2 separate regions of the Mus musculus genome follow, and region 2 is linked to region 1. A link is a contact called in ENCODE Hi-C or POLR2A ChIA-PET data. All regions are on one chromosome and are shown on one strand. The core of a region is the stretch at or near the end of the contact, and the rest is flanking DNA. Distances in the headings are between cores, read along the strand shown. Region 1 holds the start of Ints12 (integrator complex subunit 12). Region 2 overlaps Tbck (TBC1 domain containing kinase).

Region 1 (6,777 bases), core at 2,865-5,364:
AGTAGTAACTGAATCTAAAGGGATCTATTCTGAAAACACTCAGAAAATTCTCTAGAATAAATACTATTTGCCCTTATAAAGTGGAGGAAAAGAGAATCAGGAGTTCAAAGTCATGGTAGAATACATAGCCAGTTCGAGACCAGCCTGTGTTAACGAGAACCTGTCTCAAAAACCCATAAATAGAAAATATTAATACTATCAGAATATAGCCTAAATTAAAGCACATTTTATTGTAGTAGGAACAATCTTATCAAAATAAAAATAATCAGAAATTATGTTATTAAAATATTTTCAGTGCCGGGCAGTAGTGGAGCACACCTTTAATCCCAGCACTTGGGAGGCAAAGGCAGGCGGATTTCTGAGTTCGAGGCAAGCCTGATCTAGAGAGTGAGTTCCAGGACAGCCAGGGCTACACAGAGAAACCTTATCTCGAAAAAACAAAAAACAAAACAAAACAAAAAATTTCAGTAAGGATGCCCCCCTCCTAAACCTCCATGTCAAGCATTAGTTATCTGCCAGTTTTTAACACTGGACACAATTCTCTGTCATCGCTTCTTGATTCCATTTACTGCATATTCTTCAGCTCCCTCAATGATTTCTGGCTCAAATCTAGTAACACAGGAGGATCACAAGTTTGAGGCCAGTTTGGACTATGTGGTGAATTCAAAGCAAGCTTGGAGATTTTAAGAAGGGGCTGTTTTAAAATCCAAAAGGCTAAGACATAGCTCAGAGAGTGACTGGCTTTATATATATATATAATATTTCCTGCCAGAAAATTGCAACAGCAAAACCTGATATAATGTCATGAGTACTTACTCTATTGCATGGAATAAATCTGATTATTTATGCTGTTTTTCCCTTTTCTTTTACGTTATGACTGTTGACTGATTTCATGGCCCATTACCAGTACACAAGCCACATCTCAACAGCATTGTTCTATGTGCTCTGCAGTGCCAATGGCTTTAAATATTATCCGACTCCTACATTTATTTCAGGCACATCTTGCCTGAGCTCCAGGCTCGACATTTCAATTGGGTATTTTTCTAAATGTGTTCATTTTTCTTTCCTGGCCCCATTGCTGATGAAATAGCAACACCATTCACCTACCTCCAAGCCTAAAGTCTCACCCAATTCCTTCATCTCTCACACCTGCTATCTCCTTCTTTGAAATAGAACCAAAATCTCATCACTTAGCACCCACACTGCTGCGCTTAGTACTGCTGGACTGGATGTCCCAGGAAGGCTGGTACCTAAGAGGGGGCTCCCTTCTCTGAGAAGGGGAGGGGTGGGGAGGGGAGGGATTTGTAAGGATGAGACTCTGAGGAGTGGGGGCACAATCCTGATGTAAAGTGAATAAATAAATAAATTAATGGAAAAAAAACCAACTTTCCCTCATTTTCTCCCGTATGGAATGAGGGCAGTAATAGCAGCAGCACCTTCCATCCTCTGTGCCATGGTAACTGACAGGGAGCCCTGAGGAAAAATGCTACCTACCTTCTTTATTTTGTTTTGAATAGTGCTACAGCTCAAATGCCAGGCCTCACTCATGCTGGGTAAGTACTCTGTCACTGAGTTAGACCTCACCCCCTACTATTCTTTAAAATGCACAAATTCTTTACCTAAGGACACTATTAAAACGCATAAACTTTAATGGGAAAAATCCAACTCGCGCTTTTTATTTGAAAACTTCTTCCAACAAAATGTGTGGACTATGTTGAACTTAAATGTGCTGCACCACAAACACTGATAAATTTAATACTGAGGTTTTAAACCCAAGGAGTCATAAAATGCTGTTGGGAATTCTTATGCCAATATACATATTAGCAGACTATATTTTATAAAATAAAAAGTTTGACATAGTTAACGAGTATGAACATTTACTGATTTCTCTCAAATATTGAAATCTAAATTTAAAGCTGCTCAATTCTCTGCATCAGACAATCTTCAATATTTTGAATGTACAACTTAGCTCATGGTTTAGACATTAAACAAAGCAGCATTATTTGGTTACAGACCCCACTTTATTACCATACAGATTTTTAAAAGTGCTTCTTCATAAATAAATAATAGTCAGTTACCTCTAGTTAAAAGTCCAAGAAAGAAATACAGCTTTTAGAGTTCATACTATGTAATGTAGGATTATAATTCAGGGGCAGTTAACCCATGATTAAAATTAGCTATTTGGATCCCAGGGCAAGAAATTTTTATTAAGTAAGAAAAGTTTGGAAGTGGAAATGCTTACTGAAATCTTAGTTATAGAAGAATATATAATCTCTCTGGAGATTCAAAGAACTGTCTGTTGTTATTAAGTCATAATACGTGCAGTTAACAGGGAAGGACAGCATAAAATGTAAATGCTGAAAATACCATCAAGCCTGAAAAAAATACTGAGTTACCTCAGCAAGCAATACTTATTTTATGATTACAAAGCTTTTAACTCCTGCCTCCCAAGAAATGTTCATAGAAGAAACCAGTAAGTCACTTTGCATTCAAGGATAAAAACAACACATACCAGGCAACAGTCTAAAATACTGATGGACACCAGGGTAAGTCCCAAATGTTTTTATGGCTACTAAATTACTGCTATTAATAAGGCCAAATGGATTATTGTTTGTGCTTATTTAAAACCATGTGCTGTTGAAACAAAAGCTAGAAAACATAAGAGGTTTAAAACAAAACTCCTTAAGTCCATAACCACAAAGCTTTTAGTTTTGTTTGAAATGGGGAAATACATAGTATTCTTTCCACTCCCCCGGCCCCGGACCTCACTGCATCCCATTTTCCCTTCCTTGAGAGCCCACCCCTTCATGGCCCCTTACTAGTTTAAAGGTGTTTTTCATTAGTACTATAGAACAACGTTCAAACCTCAATCTCCTTTTTGAAGTTAGGCCTCTTTAAAATGATTGAGTCACAATTTCAGCAGCGTCAATGGCAGTGTATGCTCCTCAAAGTGCAGTTTAACACTCATATAGCTTAAAGTTTGATCTACTAAATATGACAGCAAATCAGTTGTATTGTAACAGTTTATTCTCATGGCATTTCAAGACCATATTTACATGTTTAAAGTCACTTCCAGTTCTTGCTTTTTAAATTGTGGGACAGCACGAGGGAAACTTGACAAATGCCACCATCTTTAGCAATAATGTGGTACGAGATACACTCGTTTATTTTTTCTGACCTTAAGGAATTTATGACAAAGGATTTGGTGGTGAGTATGGCGGGGGATGGAGATGGGGTGGTGTAATTCCCCAGTCAAAGTTAGAGAGGTATGTATTAGGGTATTCTTTTTTTTTTTTTTTTCTTTTTTAATTTAAGCCAAAGCAGTTCTCGTGCAAACTCAAGCTTTCTGTTCGTGCTAATAATGGAAGGGCAACGCTGCTTTGGTGGGGATAGCAAATGTCCCCAAATGCAGCAGATCCTAACTGTAAAATAGTACGCATGTACAGCGTCCAATCAGGAAGGGCTGCGACGTAAAACTATGTCTTTGGGGAAAGTTAAGTCGTGCTCCAAGAGGTCTTTTTTCCTGCACTTAACTCAAAACGACCACACAACCCCCTACCAGGCAAAGCTGCCCTGTTGCTCTACCCACGCAGGGAAAAGACTAGAGGGATGGCTCGCAGCCGAGGGGCCCACGCGTCACTCAGCGGAACGGCGCGAAGCCCGTCCATCTGCACCCACAGCAAAAGCCTGCGGTGAATGTGGGGCTGGCAAGACTCTCAAGGGCTGCGAGCCGTCACCGGTCCCACCCTGGCCTCCAAGCCCAGCCCCGCCGACCCCTGAGGGCGAGCGCGGATCTCAGGAGGCGGCGGGGGGACGAGCGGCCCGAGCGCCCTCTTTACCTGGTCGCAGGGGCGCGGCCAGGCAGGGAGGGCGCGGGAGCATGCGGGCGACGACGCGGGCCACCGCGCCTTCCCGCCCAGCTCGAGCCGGGACTCCGAGGCTACTTCTGGAAGCCGCGGCCTGAGGAGGAGCACTCGCCTCCCAGCGAGGCCCTGAGCAGGGGAAAGGGGGCAAAAAGAAGGAAGAGACAACGTGTCTGCGCGTCCCCCGCCCAACGCCATTCATAATCCGGCGGACCGGAAGGAGTGCCCTACGTCACTTCCTGCTGTCTCACTCGGAAACGTTCCCCTTCCGACCTGTTGCGGGAACCTTTGTTTCTCTCTTCTTAAAGCTGGTGAGGGCGGGGACGGATTCGAAGAGAGCTACCGGGAACCGACCGAGTGGCGGGGCGGAGCGGTGAGTGGTGACGAGGGTCCCCGCTTCCTGGCGCCTCGGGGGGAGGCTCGAGACCCCGCGAGGGGCGGCCGGAGCGGAGCTCCGTGGGCTGTCGGTCTCCTCCCTGCTGGAGGGGAGACCTCATAATTTGCGGGGTGGTTGCGTGGCTCCGCCTGAGCGCTCCTCCTAGTCTGGAAGGACTGAGTGAGGAGGGCGCCGAGGACGGTGGCCCGGGGGACCGGGACCGTGGAATTGTCCAAGACCTTTGACCGAGGGTTCCGGAGACCTCTGTACAGCTCCCGTTTTACATCTCTGTTCTGGCCTCCTTGAGAAGGACTTACCCCTATTCGAGGCCGCCCCCAGTGTGTTTTGATTCCATCAAAGAATTGGCATTTCGAAGTGTCTCTTGACTCTCCTTAGCTTCTCTAGCGCTTGGGTTTGTTTTGGAATTGGGGTTTTTACATCCTGAGTTTCCAGACTTCCCCAAAGGCGAAGCACTAAATGGAAAGAAGAAGTTAATTGGAAAGGATTACAGAATCTTGCAGAAACACGAATGGGATGGTCTCGAGTGTTGTAATGAGTATTGCACTCTCTGCAGTTTCCTTTATCTCATGCACTAGCAGGTGATCAACTTAGAAGTTTGTTTGAAACTAGTAGGCAGGGTGAAAGAGATCTGAGAGAAAGCATCTATTTAGGTAGGGGTGCTCAATTTTGTTTGGGGACATCACAGCAGCCTTGAAAAGGACCATTTTGGCAAAAATCCAGTTGATTCAATAAATATTTTTTAAAAACACCTGTGAAATGCTACTTGCCAGGGAAATTCCTGCATTCCCCCTCACATTCCCCCTTCATAAACTTCTGCTCTCATAAAAGCTATACACTAGTGAGATTAATAATTAAAGACAAATGAAAGAGTAGAAAGTGAATGTTGCAGGTCAGAGCACTGTACACATCCCTACCCATAAAATAGACGATTGTCTTGCTTTTTTGTGTTTGAGTTATGTTGAGAGGAAAAGACAGTTGCATTTCATGAATGCCTTTTGCTGAAGTGACTAGAACTGTGTAGAGTAAAAGACAAGAATATTAGACTTCGGTGAGTTAGCTGAATATAATAGTCTGGTCATTGTTTTCAGAGTAACAGAGAAATAAGAGGAAGTGAGAGAAAAACCATACAGAGTCATCTGCCTTGAGATGGTATTTGACAACAAAATGCTCATGACTGCTGAAGAACAAATTGGTAGTGAGACTAAAGCAAGACAGAGCATTGGAACAATAGTGGCAAGAATGAGAAAGCCAGGGAAAGAGAGGTCCAATACCAACTTAAATGTAAAAATACAAAGTATCCCTCTTGTATTCACCTGATCTTAAAATAGGGGAGAGTAGCTAGAGCTAGAAGGGGACTTGGAAAAGGGAAGCTGGACTTAAAACTGACTTGGAGAAATAAAGAGTCAAGAGGCTGCAAGAGGTCCTGTTCAGTAGGAAAATGTAATTGTTCTTTCTGGAAAGATGGGAAGTGAGTTGACCAAACAAGCATGAGAATGCTAAGTGTGAAGCATGCTAGATAGGACTAATAACCTGGAAGAGAATATGGTATTTCTTTCAGTGGCACTTGTTTGGGTGTAGACGGGAGAAGATGCCAAATAGAAGCATGTCTACACAGTAGGTAAACCTTAGAGCAGTGGGATAAGGATGCTTAGAGAACTGGAAGAGAGTCACGGAACGGCTTGTTCTAGAGTGGAAGCCGAACAGGAAGGGAATAGCATACTGCCATAAACAGAGGTAAGCGATGCGGGGAGATTATTGTGTAGGCTGGCAGTTGCAGTGTGTCTTGCATAGCTACAGGTACTTCCTGGTGTGCCCCAACCATCCCTCCCACCAGCGCTAGCTATCACTGCCACATCCTAGGTTATTGATAGTTTTACAGTAATAAGTATTCATTTTCTTCCTTTCTTTGTTTTAAACAGTGCTTAGGTTTTTAAAATAAACTCACACTTAACATATTCTTTCATCTATCTTCCTGTTCTCTATTTACATGTACATTGTTTATGCCACCTACTGCTTCTCTTTGGTTTGAAAAAGAAATAGGAGCAAGAAAGAAGGGGGGGGAGGGAATTAACTAAAAAAAATATTGTCTTATAATACCCCAGATATCTTCTTGAGTTAAAACAGTGGAGAAGGAAAAAAAAAAAGGAAGATATAGTTTGCAAAGAAGGAGGCTGTTGATTGTAGTCATAGAGAATGGTGTAGCAGACTTCACATTTCACTAGCTGAAAATGAAGCTTTCTGTTAATGAACTAAATAAAATTATTTATAAAATGTTTTAGAAGATCATAATATATGCTTAATTAAAGGTAATGTCAGGGAGAGAGAAAGAAGGGCCTGGCCCTAATATTATGTAAATAAACCCCTGAGGTCAGAGGTTGATAAATGGAGTCATGGAATTTCTAAGCTGAGCAATACAGAAGAGGTTCTATCTGAGTACTGTTATAGCTTTTCTGATGGAACAAGTCAGAGGAACACTTCCGTGTTGGGAGCTGTAAAACATGATGTCATTAGTGAGAA
Region 2 (6,777 bases), core at 1,862-4,361, 280 kb before region 1:
TGTACAGAAAGGCCTAGTGCTCCCTCCCAAGTATGAAAGAAAGAAAGAAAGAAAGAAAGAAAGAAAGAAAGAAAGAAAGAAAGAAAGAAAGAAAGAAAGAAAGAAAGAAAGAAAGAAAGGAAGGAAGGAAGGAAGGAAGGAAGGAAGGAAGGAAGGAAAGGAAAGGAAAGGAAGGAAGGAAGGAAGGAAGGAAGAAAGGAAGAAAGAAAGGAAGGAAGGAAGAAAGAAAAGAGGAAATGGGTGGTGGTGGTGGTACTGCTGATGATGATGATAATAGTGATGATGGTGATGGTGATAATGATGGTAGTGGTGGGCAGAGGCTAGATGGGGGTTAATGGTACAGGTAAAGCTGGAAGGATGGGGGTTCCTCTGATTCACAGTGTATAAACATGACTTTTTGCTTGCTGGCATACAGAGTGAGGTCACGAGCTTTTTCTTAATAAAACAGCTTTGCTGTCACCCTAGGTAAATACCCATGCTGGAGAACATCTAGAGACGTGAGCTTCGCTCTTCTTTTCTACAAATGTGCCCAGAGGAAAGGGTGCTCAATGCATTGGTGCTAGTGAGCACTGCTATAGCTGGGTCCCTGGCTGGAGCGGCCAGAGGCCCTTACATCTGTACGCTGACACTGGTTACTCTAGGCTTGGCGCAGTTCTGAGATTAAGTTCCTTAGTAAATAGTATACTTTGCTATGCATGCATGCTGTATTAAACATTGTAAGGGATTCAAGGAAGAAGTATGTGTCCTTCCTATAAGCTGTTTAGAGTTTTGATGGAAATCATGCTCAGTATGTTTAGTACAAGGTCAAATTGCTGTCATGAGCCATACACCGATGTCTACTGTGGGAACAGGTAGCTCCTGACTGTAACCTTAGCACTCGGGAAGCAGGCACGAGGAGCTAGCAGGTGCCGAGGCCCTGTCTACCTAAATGAAGTGTTTAGGCAGAGAAAAGTTACAGGAGCCGAGCAGAGGCAGCTGAATGACTCCACATGGAATGGGGGTTATTAGGTCCTGGTTCATGAGGCTGTACTGAGCACGCTGGGCCATGGCAGATTTCTCAGCAGGAACATGGTCATCTGGCCACTTTGTTACTTGTTTAGATTTTTAACTTGGAAGAATGGATTTCTTGGTGGGAAAAAATGGAAATGTTTTAGAAAGCTTCTTCAGCAATACTATGAGCTCAAGGTAACTGGTGTCTTGGCGGATTGTTAGAGGAGAGCTAGGAGGATGACATTCACGGAAGTGGACACTGCGTCAGTGGAGGCCACTAAGGAGGTGCTAAAAGTGAGATGTTGACCTTGGATGACAGGGCGCTCATGATCCCAGTTCATGTAATAAGAGAGTTCTAAGAAAAGTGATAACAGCATTTTTCATTTCAGTTAATACTACTCAGTTATAGATGGAGAAACCACAGCTTAGCTATGTTTTCTTTTTGGCTATTGGTATAGATAGGTACAGCCTTCAAATGAGCCTAAGGAGCTCATTGTTTACATTATTTAAATTGGTTCGCATGGGCTGAAGAGATGATGGCTCAGTGGTTAAGAGCACTGATTGCTCTTCCAGAGGTTCTGATATCAATTCCCATCAACCACACAGTACCTTACAATCATCTATAACAGGATCTGATGCCCTCTTCTTGGTGTCTGAAGACAACTACAGTGTACTTATATACATTTTAAAAATAAATAATTCTAAACTAGCTAGCCCAGAAAACAGGCCAGCACAGAGATATCTAGGATTTTATAAGCGGTGAAGTTGGTATGGTCTGATGAAGAGGCTTAGTACCCCTGAGTGCAGTGCCTAATAAAACACTGTTAATATGAGCACTCATATATTTACCTATATGATATAATTGCATAATGCATGGGACTTGTTTTTTCCTATCCTTTTTAACTACTTTTGTATATTGTTGTATAGGCAGTGTTAGCTACCCTCATCCTTGCTGTGACCCAATACCTAACACAAAGCAACTTAAAGGGAAGACAGCTGCCTGTGGGGTGGTGCACTCACTGTAGCACATCTCTGAATGTGAAAATCACTTACCCCATATTTGTGAGTTAGCTGACATGCAGTGGAATTCTTAAACTTAATAATTAAATGCAGAAAGTATAGGTATTTGCCTATATTAGGAAAGCAGTGCATCTCATTATTTTCCTAACTACATACAGAAGTATGTATGTTCAGCTCCAAGACCACAGTGCTAGGAGAATCCCGTACAAACTCATCTTTCACAGCAGAAAAATGCAGTGAAACCAGAGTACCTAAAGCATTAGAGAGTTTATCTCAGCACACTTGACAACAACAAAACAAACAAAAAAGCTTACATATATGTGTGCATATATTTACGTGTGTATATGTGTACATATACACTTAAGTATATTCTTGTATTTGTATCTTCACAAATACAAAATGTGTTCAGTATATTGTCAGCTTATCCAGAATCAGCTAGGAAACAAAGCTCCAGACAGATCTGTAAGAGATTCGTTTCTAGGCATGCCTGTATGACATCACATTGAGAGGGAAAGAGGCTAAAAGTGGGTGGTACCATTTCTCGGGCTTGGGTCCTGGGCTACATGAAAAAGAAGACATTATCTGAGCACTGAGCATGGGCGTTCACATCACTGTTTCCTGATCTTGGTGCAGTGTGACTTGCTGCTTCATCGTCTTGCTGCCTTGATTTTTCTGTCATGGTAGATTGAACTAGGAGGTAAACACACCCGTTCTTTCTTGTGCTGCTTTTTCCCCAGTATATTTTGCCACAGCAACAACAACAACAAAACAACCAAACAAGAAACTAAGATACTCAGTATTTGTGATTTTGAATCTACAGTTTTTACAAAACACATTCAGCTACATCCCGTTACAGTAATAATGTGATCACCTCTACGGTGTCCAGAAGTTCCAATACATCTTACTGCCACCCAGATAAGGATTTGTGTTGTGAGCAATGAACATAATTACCGAGGACCAAAGGTCCGTAAGTAACCAAAACTGTTTTCTTCCCTGTCAAACATACTAAGACAAAAGAGACTGCTTGTTGTAATTGCAGTGACTGTAACTAGGCCTGGCTCTTTCTCCTCTGCTGTTTGCCAGAAACGCAGTTATGGGTAGGAGATGGGGAGGCTTGACAGTCCTGTGTGTCCAAACATCTGTGCTCACTCAGTCTCTGCCTCTTGACAGTGTTCTGGGAAGGGTGTCCTTAGATGGTTTCCAGGACCGTTCTACATGAGGAAACTGTGGTCTAAGGCCCTGCTCCTTTGTGTTTTGTTTCCTAAAGCATGATGGGAAGAACGACTTGAAGTATTTTGGGGTTTGGACAGAACTTTCCTCTTCTCCAAAACTCTTATTTTCATCATATTTTGTCAAGCATTTTGACATTTAATCCCCATTTTAAAAAATCAAACCATAAAGCATAACTAACAGAAAATTCTGCAAATAACAAGTTTATAACATACTTTTAATGACTAAAAGGCAATATAGACAAGTCTCCTTTAAAAGTATATACTAAATATCATGTAAAAATTATTCCTATGTGTCTTTGATTTTAGATAATGATGTTGAACATTTATATGCAGATGAATTACTTTTAAAACCATATATTCACAGAATTTAACTTTGAGCAGTTTTTCTTCTAAAGTAGATGATTCTAGTTTTTTTATATACGGTATTGTATTATTCTATATAGAGGCATTCAAATGTGATTTTTATGTTCTAAACACATCTAATGAGTCTTTCCTCATTTTTGAGAAAGAAAATAAGATTAATCCAAGTTTGCCTCAAGTACCTAGCTCTGCCCTCCACACCATCTTCCCTGCCAGCTATAGCATGAAGTAGTAGGATTATCTAACACAAACATCATGGCCAAGGGGCACCCTGTCCCTAGGGCATGTCTGAGGCTGTTCAAACAGGAAGGAAGGAACAGGTGGGCTGTGTGGACATGCCTGCCCCTGCGCTTAGCTAGGATAGATCTGCATTGATTTTGCTGCTGTAAAACTGCTAAGTCAGGTGGATCTCAGTCCAGAAGTGCTGGCTGAGAAACACAAGGTCCTACTGCAGCTGCTGCAGGCCTGCTGAGAAGAAATGAGCGGCCGGACTCCTGGTTGGCATTTTAAATACCACTCTTAAGATATCTACTGAATATTTTTAAGTATTTTCAGGATTCTTATTTTTAAAGACCCCATTGTTCCTGAAGATTACCATTGAGACTCTAGGATAATTGTTTTTGAGAGACTAATGCCACCCGGGCAGTGGTGATGCACACCTGAAGTTCAAGGGTCCTCGACCTGTGTTTATAAATAGTCTCCCCATTCTACACTTCTCTAAGCAAGTCCACTGAGATTCCAACATGAATTGTATCTCACATTTCTTTTAATATTCATATTAAATGTTTTCTTGTGCCTGCTACCTTCTAGAAAGGAGGAGCCCGGATCTGTCCACTCTCCTTGAGTGAGGAGCGGGGAAGCCTGCAGCCTGAGCTCATTGATAACTACTGTTTCAACATAGATGGTTCCCTCCCACACTGAGACATGCAGAGGGGAAACAGTACTTGCTCGGGTCATAGCCTTTTAAACTATCACTTGTCTTAGTCCCTTATGTGACAGTTTAGGGGAGGGGGCTCTATTGAATACAGAGATGGCCTTTCATGGTAGTCAACAGTGATTATTATTAAGAAAGGAGCTATAACCCAAATTTCTCATTAACTAGGTACACAGTTTCCTTTGTGCTTTTCCCCACAGCAGCACTCAAGTGCAAATCCAGTATCCTGCTTTTCTGCTTAGAATACATGGGTTTTCCTTACTGGCAGAAAAAATATCGTTCTCACAAACAGCACAGGCACAGTCCAGCCTCCACCTCCCTTTATCTCACACTTAAATTCCACGGTGTTGTCCTTCCCCGCCTTAGCTGGGTATATGCTCCCTCCGCCCCACTGTGACTACAAAATCTCCGCCTCAGCTCCCCATCCCTCCTCCACTTCCTTCCACTTCTTTGTCCTAACTTCTATCTGTTCTTCAGGATTTAACCTTACCATCACCCCCTCAGCAAACCCCGCCCCATCCTCTCAAACCAATGTAATCTACCCAGTAGCTCATACCTCTCTTTTACAGTTTTCTGGGTATAACCATGTCCTTTTAATTTCCAAAGTTCTATTTTTAATTAATTCATCCGATCATACTCTAATTACTTAGTAAAGAGTGTGTGTGTGTGTGTGTGTGTGTGTGTGTGTGTGTGTGTGTGTGTGAGCTCCTGCTTAATGGATGACTTTATTTCCTAAACTAACAGTGATAGTCACTTTGAGCATCAGAATTCTAAAGTATAAGAAGCATAAGATATGGCACCTTCTGGAGGATATGAACTCAGAATAATGGATATGTCAGCTGAGTTTGCTGGACACATTAACCTGCAACAGAACAGTTTCCAGCTGGGGCTGGTGACCTCTAACAGTTCTAAATGAAGTCTGACTTAGCATCTACTTTGCAAATATTTTTCAGTATCAAATTTGCCCTGAGACAGTGGACTTTGAACTATGCCCGGTTGTGCTGGTGAACATGATAGCACACAGGCTGTAGCCAGTTGAGGACCATGGCTTAACTGGGTCAGGGTTGCTTTCAGTTTCCACTGATGAGTACGTCTCTTCCTTTCTCTGTTCCACTTTATTCTGAAATTTAATTTTCTTCCTCCTTAGAGAATCTCACTTTGTTCAAATAAAATACTCAGGTGAACATGGAAATTTTTTAAAAAACAGTTTTCCTTAAGCTCCCTGTCAGCTTCGTTCGCGGGCACATTGCAGGCAGCATCAACATCCCATTCAGCGCAGCGTTCACGGCAGAAGGAGAGCTCAGCCAAGGCCCTTACACCACCATGCTGCACAACTTCAAGGGGAAAGTCATTGTGGTTGTAGGCCACGTGGCTAAGCAAACAGCTGAGGTAAGTGTCCCCAGAGATGTCCTCAACTGTTCCTGCCTACTGTCTAGGTTGTCGAAAATGTGTTTCTTCAGAGATAAGTTTCTTATCTTTCTTCATAGATAAGTCTAACTGTATGGATCTGTCTGCATTCTTACCAAGAGGAGCAGGCCTCTTATGGAAGCCTTCTTCCCCCCACACACAGTCCAGTTTTCAGCATCAGGATGAATAGTAGGAAGCTTAGGAAACCCCAATAGTAGCTTCTGATGTTGTTTGTCAAAAGTCTGCATGTTAAGACCTTAGTTGTAAGTTGGGTAATACTAAAAGGTCGGACTTAAGAGTGGGCCCTAGTGGGAAGTCCTGTGGTCAGTGGAGGTCTGTCTATGTAAGTGCCTGTGGGACCGAGTGTGAACACCAGTGGGACTTCTACAGTACTACCATCCACAGTGGGCACTGACTGTAGGCCTTTGGGCTCCCTGCCTTTGCAACTATGAGCTAATTACACCTCCTTTCTTTATAAAGTTAGCTGCCTCCATTACCAACATTATTATGTTATATGAAACATAAATTAATATGATGGCATAGGTTTTCAGGGTTTTTGGTTTTTGTTTTTTTTTTTTTTCTAACTGGTTTTTTGACATTTCAAAAGCACAGAGAGAACTTCTGTGAGAGCAGCAAGGCTGAGCGCAGGCTCTGAAGCTGCCCTGGTGGGGCCTGTTGGGCTTGGGAGACTTCTTTACCCAGAAACTCAAGGGCCAAGTGTCCGTCAGATCATGAAACAAGAGTTGAGCAGATTGAGAGAGGAACTGCTGAGTAATTCTAAGCAAACTGACAAATAAAAAGTACATGTGATGACCAAAACTGCCACCATGAGGG

What was found. Hi-C counts contacts between places; a loop is a spot of excess contacts on that map. ChIA-PET counts read pairs that join two places held with the same protein, here RNA polymerase II (POLR2A).
Region 2: a loop to region 1 is called in a map of v-Abl transformed pro-B cells, with 2.5 times the contacts of the local background. The contact joins the enhancer-like site here to the promoter of Ints12 in region 1. A Hi-C loop is called at or near these places in 2 of 37 maps with a recorded cell type or tissue (both v-Abl transformed pro-B cells). POLR2A ChIA-PET finds 5 or more read pairs at or near these places in 1 of 5 experiments (Patski).

What each region holds. Positions count from the first base shown.
Region 1 is chr3:133,087,741-133,094,517 of GRCm38, forward strand. It overlaps Ints12 (integrator complex subunit 12), which reads left to right and starts at 4,115. Exons shown (of 7, transcript NM_027927.4): 1 at 4,115-4,236. Gstcd (glutathione S-transferase, C-terminal domain containing) reads right to left here and starts at 4,085. Exons shown (of 12, transcript NM_026231.3): 1 at 3,840-4,085.
Region 2 is chr3:132,809,425-132,816,201 of GRCm38, forward strand. It overlaps Tbck (TBC1 domain containing kinase), which reads left to right. Exons shown (of 26, transcript NM_001163455.2): 25 at 5,766-5,925. Among named protein-coding and RNA genes, the nearest start is that of Gm30294, 35 kb to the left of the region's middle. Within about 2 kb of position 3,112, at least 1 of the 3 ENCODE cell types and tissues checked has a DNase peak (open chromatin) inside an H3K27ac peak, as active enhancers do.